2 separate regions of the Homo sapiens genome follow, and region 1 is linked to region 2. A link is a loop called in an ENCODE intact Hi-C map of the cell type or tissue named here. Cell type or tissue: CD14-positive monocyte. All regions are shown on one strand. Each heading gives the region's core, and the rest is flanking DNA. Links, peaks and the distances in the headings are about the cores only. Region 1 overlaps LINC00607 (long intergenic non-protein coding RNA 607). Region 2 overlaps LINC00607 (long intergenic non-protein coding RNA 607).

What was found. A loop is a pair of places that touch in the nucleus more often than their neighbours do. Peaks named below come from ENCODE experiments on the same cell type or tissue, not always from the same donor. Only the 100,000 strongest peaks of a DNase experiment are listed, where the experiment ranks them.
Region 1: a loop joins it to region 2, with 1.8 times the contacts of the local background. A loop is called at or near these places in 5 of 110 quality-filtered maps.

The regions. Positions count from the first base shown.
Region 1 is chr2:215,735,569-215,738,490 of GRCh38, forward strand. The region is part of intron 5 of LINC00607 (long intergenic non-protein coding RNA 607); the gene reads right to left. Among named protein-coding and RNA genes, the nearest start is that of LINC01614, 19 kb to the left of the region's middle. In CD14-positive monocyte, for the core only: CTCF peaks have their summits at 1,271 and 1,474; a DNase peak (open chromatin) is centred at 1,593; H3K27ac peaks cover 686 bases.
Region 2 is chr2:215,783,875-215,786,796 of GRCh38, forward strand. All of the region lies in intron 1 of LINC00607 (long intergenic non-protein coding RNA 607), which reads right to left. Among named protein-coding and RNA genes, the nearest start is that of LINC00607, 58 kb to the right of the region's middle. In CD14-positive monocyte, for the core only: no CTCF peak of the experiment used is centred there; no DNase peak of the experiment used is centred there.

The sequences.
Region 1 (2,922 bases), core at 98-2,597, 48 kb before region 2:
TAGTAGAAACTGTACTTCAAGTACTCATGCAACCATTTTGTTTTTCACTTTCAGTATAGTATTTAATAAATTACATGAGATATTCAACACTTTACCATAAAATCGGCTTCGCATTAGATAATTTTGCTAAACTGTAGGCTAATGTAAGTGTTCTGAGCATGTTTAAGGTAGGCTAGGCTAAGCAATGATGTTCATTAGGTTAGGTGTATTAAATACATTTTTGACATGATGTTTTCAACTTATGATGGGTTCATCAGAATGTAACCCCATTGTAAGTCAAGGAGCATCTGAATACCAGGCAAATTATAAACAAATGAAAGCTTGTATATTGGCATACATAGTAGATAAAACAGACTTTAAGTATTTTGCAGAATAATAAAGGCTATTACCTAAAATTAAAAAGAAAATTCTCCAGGAAAATAGCATAATCCTATGCCTTTTTTCCCCCCACAACATTATAGCTCCAAAACACACAAAACAAAAATTAAAATACAAGGAGAAATTGACAAATACACACCCACAGTGGAATATTTTAAGATCTCTTTCTCAGAAATTGATATGTCAAAGAGATAAAAAAGTAATAAGCATATAGATAATTTGAACAATGCAATGAATATGATTAAGCTAATAGAAATATATGGAACCTTATCCCAACCATTTGATTGTAAATATTGATTTTCAAGCACAAATAAAAGTAAAAAAATTACCTAGGCAACAAATCAAATCTCAGGAAATATCAGAGAACTGGTATCACATGGACTGTATTCTCTGACCAACATCAACCCAAAACACAGCCCAAAAGATCCCAGTCTTCTGGAAAATTTTTAATTTCCAAAATAATTCATGAGTCAAAGAAGAATTCTAATGGAAAATTAAATTTTAAAGAAATGGTCAATAATAAACATTAAGCTTGGGTTATACCTGAAATTTTTTTTAAGAAAGAGAGGGAGAGGTCTGAAATGAATATCATAAAACATAGTTTTTAAAGCTGGATGCTATATATAAAAAATGCTATTATATTATTTTCTGTATACTTCAAATAGTTTATAATTATTTTGAGTTTAAAAATGAAGTTACTTATTCTGCTTTATATAAAGGTTATTTGTATCTCAATCATTGGAGGAATGGGTAAGGATCTGTTTTGTATTTGTTTTCCATATGGGATAGACAGGAATTTAGACAAAATGCTTCTATCAGTGAACACAAGGCTTCACCCAATATGGGGCAACTGATTTTCCTTACTCTCCAAGTCCCATTGTACTAGAGGCTAAAGGCGAGATATTCCCAGTCTGGCCTCCAGGGTCACCTTCAGGTCTGTCAAAAATACCTCCTGCTGGTGACCAGAAAGGCTGCAAAGCCGGTCATTTTTAAAAAGAACATATTGCAGATCACCCACGTAGAAAATCAAACTTGGGGGCAAGCCTCATGGTTAACAACATTTATATTGACCCCACTTAAAATATTTTATTACATACTTCTGATAAAAAAGCAACGTCTGCCTATGAGCTGGAGTTTTAGTAAACATCCTCCCTTTTTGAAGTGTGTCTTTAAAATAGTCATCCTAAGCAAAACTGAGAACTCCCTACCCTCTGTGACTCAAGTCTTAGGCAATCCTCAGATTCTCTTTCCCAGTTCTCCCAATTAAGTCCTGGGTGATTCCTGCTATCAGAATTTTATGTCATTATTGTCAAACTTGAGTAATGTATACCCTGTTTTTGGAGGAAAAATATTCTTCTGAGCCCCTAATGTTGATGAATTACTTTCATTAGAATGTTACTTTAAAAATATATACAAATGTAAAACTAGATATAAACTCATTATGCTAAACAACTGTAATACCAAAACAAATTTACAAATTAGAAACAAAACTACCAAACCAATACAGTTCAAATTAACAAGATTAATTTAATGTGACAATTAGTATTGTTTTGCTAAAATTGTATTGCAGTTAGAAACGATTGGCTTCCTGTTAGGTTCAGGCAATTGTAAGCACTTAGAGACGTATTGGAGGGCTGGGGAAAGGAAAAGTCAGGATATTTGCTCCCTCCCTTTTCTGGTTCTAGTCTAGCAAAGAAGCTCCTCCCTCCCTGATCCCACCTGGCTCCGGAAGGCAGCTTTTGCCATGGTTACTGACTGCATCCAGAAGCCCTGGTTTCCTGCCTCTGCTCATACTATCTCCTCCCCAGATGCCTCCTGGTACTGATCTGCTGCTGCCACTAACCTCTCTTTTGCCCCTCCATTCCCTGTTTGATTTCTTCCTCTCTTCCAATACCATTGTGATATGGTTTGGATTTGTGTCCCTGACCAAATTTCATGTCGAATTATAATCCCCAGTGTTGGAGGAGGGGCCTGGTGGGAGGTGTTTAGATCATGGGCGGGGGGGGGGGGCAGGGGGGATTTCCCCCTTGCTGTTCTCATGATAGTGAGTGAGTTCTCATGAGATCTAGTTGTTTAAAGGTGTGCAACACCTCTCCCTGCTCTCTCTTCCTCCTGCTCCAGGCATGTAGGACGTGCCAGCTTCCCCTTTGCCTTCCGCCATGGTTGTAAGTTTCCTGAGGCCTCTCCAGTCATGTTATCTCTACAGCCTGCAGAACCATGAGCCAATCAAACCTCTTTTCTTTACAAATTACCCAGTCGCAGGTAATTCTTTATAGCAATGCAAGAACAGACTAATACGCATTGTTTTTTACTAGTTTCCAATAATAAATTCCCTTTATTAAACCACTATTCTTATCATACTCTTTTCCTGACTGACCCCACAGATACACAGGTTATATGTAAGAGTGGAAAGAGATGGAGAGCAATCAGATTTCTTCCTTCATCCATGTGTATTTATGCCAATTGTTGTACTTTTAACTTCCCTCTTTTTTACACTTCAAAGTGCCAAGAATAAACCAAAAAGAGGAATCTCCCCAAAAGTGT
Region 2 (2,922 bases), core at 149-2,648:
CCTGACCTGTTGTATGGAGTCATTGATTTAATTGCTGTGCTGCATTTTAGTTTGAGTCCATACTTTCCATATAAACATTTAATCATCCATCCATCCATCCATCATTTATTCATTCATTCATTCACACTGAATGCATTTTTTGAGTGTCTACCATGTGCAAGCCACTATGCTAGTCTCTAGGAAACTGAGAGCAAGCCAAAACAGGACATGCTGAGGACACCAGAGCAAGATTTTCCCCTATATTTTTCACAAAGTTGAAATAAAAAAGAAGAAAAAAATACAGAAATAAGTTAAATAATGAATAGTAGCTGCCAGAGAAAAGACTGGAGATATGCTCAAGGGAGAAAAAAAATGTCTTTCAAAGGTGATTGGAAAAGAAAGGCATTGGCAACACAGGGAAAAAAAAACAAAACAAAAAAAAAAAACAAGGAAAGACATTCTAGAAGGCAGGGAGTTATAAAATAGATCCTTAGTAGTGAGAAGAAATAAGTCTGCCAGTGCATTCTTATATTGCTACGGGCAAAGAAAAAGGGTGCCTGACTTGTCTGCATATTCTCTGAGAAAGTCCAGCTGTTCTCTGGAAAGCAGAATGCCTGCCTCTGGAGTGGAGCTGAGCCTTGCAAACTGATTAAAAAAACATGTACGGTCAGAGAATAAACACAAAGCTCAAGGATGTCTTGCTGTGTGCACTTTATGGGCACAGAGTACTGCTGCTCCTTTAATATAAAGCTATTATCCACAGTTGCTGACTCATGTTCCTAAATTCCACAAATGTCTTCCATTTTGTAGCACGCTCCTAACAGGCTTTCTATCCTTCCTGTGGATATCTCATCTGAGTTTGAGAGTGAGGATCCCAAAAGGAAGAATCCCAAGGGGAGTGTCCAGAGAGCAAGTGTTCCAAGAGAACCAGCCAGAGGCTGCATGTCGTTTTATGATCTAGCCTCAGAAATCACACAGTGTCACTTCTACCATACTCTATGGGTTCAAATGGGCACAAACCCACTGAGAGTCGAGGGAAAAGGACATAGACCCCACTTAAAGACAAGAGGTATGTGAAAGAATTTGAGGCCATATATTAAAACCAACATACTCACCAACTTTTTTTTTTTTTTTTAAATAGAGGACCTGATGCCTGGAGCTGCAGCAGCCATCTTGTAACCATCAGGAAAAACTCGAGAGAATCCCAGAGACACGAGTGCTGGCAATATGGAGCTAATGAACCAATCAGAAAACTGCTACCTCCAGACTTTTGAAGACGTGAGAAAAATTAACTCAATATTTGCTCTAGCCATTTTTAGATGCATTTGTTACTTGCAGGCGAAAGCCCTTCTAACTGATACACTACCTCCAGAGACAAGTAGTATAGACTCAGAATGTCATTAACAGATCTGGACGTGAAGGAGGCATAGAAATATAGAAATAAGATAGTGTTTCAGTCTTTCGTTACTGAGTTTCCATCAGTTCTGGCTAAGTCTCAGAGAATTTCAGAATGCTGCATAATTAGAACTAATTGACAAATTTTCCGTATAAAACTCATATAAAAATGCATTATTCCTAAAAATTGGTGAAGCCCTTCATGCCTACAAAGCACTTCCTGGTCTTCAGCCCCACAACTGGCATAGTTGATTTATACTCTTATTCCCATTCAGTCACAAGCCCCAGCAGTTCAGGAAATAAAGACATTTGTCTCTTCCAAGAAATTATACCCTTAGAAAACAAACCCTGGAAGAAGCACTGAGATTTCAGAAGGATGAAGAAAAGTCAAGAACTCCTCCAAATGTAAAAGTGAGGAAAAGCTCAAAAGCAATGGGTACCTGCTTCTTCCTACAGTGGGTGCCATCCCTATTCTGTCTAGAACACAGACACACACACACACACACACACACACACACACACACACACAGAGTCTGCTCCAAGAGTTGTTTTCTGAGCTCACCTGCCTGAGTTTGCCGAATCATCTATTTAACTCACGGGGCTAAGCACATTACCTCTTGCAATATGTGCTCATTGTATGTGTAAATGAAGTTCAGGAAAGAAATTAACTCATCATTCAGAGAACAGTTCTCCATAGTCAGTCCCCAACAGTAGATTCTGAGCCTGAGAAGACTTACTTCAGAAGTTGCTCTAGAGTTTAATATAACTCCAGTATGTGCCATTTGCTTCTGAGACATATGGAGTGCTTTGAGCTTCCTGGTCACAATAGAAAATGCAGGAATTGTTTTCAGAGAAGCTTCTGCTTCCCATTAGATAAAGCGATTCATTATCCCCATGGACATTTCAGCGTGTGCTCAGACCTCACACCACAGGATCCTCCTGTGGGGAGTTTCCACAATTGACTTAGTGAGGGCCAGCTTTTGGGCTGTGCTAGATCCATGGTGAGACACAGCTCAGAGCATCCGAACTCCTCCCTTCCAGCTTGCAGACCCCCCGCACTGCTCTGCTGGGGAAGCCCTACTCTCCAGATCTCCAAGAGAAGGTACTTTATTCTGGCATCCTTTATCAGTCCCAAGGTTACCAGCTAGGACCTTGCATTCCTCCTACTCTTTGCAGGCTTTGAGAGACCCTCAGAAGTATATGGTTCAGGCTTCTAACCCCACTCTTGGGTCCAACAATGCTTTGGAGTACACTGGACTGTAAATCCCAAGGCTGGTGCCCTGAGCACTATAACAAAACAGAATGACTTTAATATAAGGCAGAGTTTTATTTTTGAAAGTAAACAGGGACACACAATTGGACTCTTTCTAAAGCTTCCAATTTTCTCAAATTTTCCATTTGGATGATATGCATTAAGCCCATCCTTAGTGACCCCAGCTGGTCATTATCATTACTAACAACAAAATATAGCAGATATTTATTTGGATAATGATGCTGACTCAGTAGTCTAGAGGGAACACGCTTATGAAGGAAGGAGCTGCAGTCAAC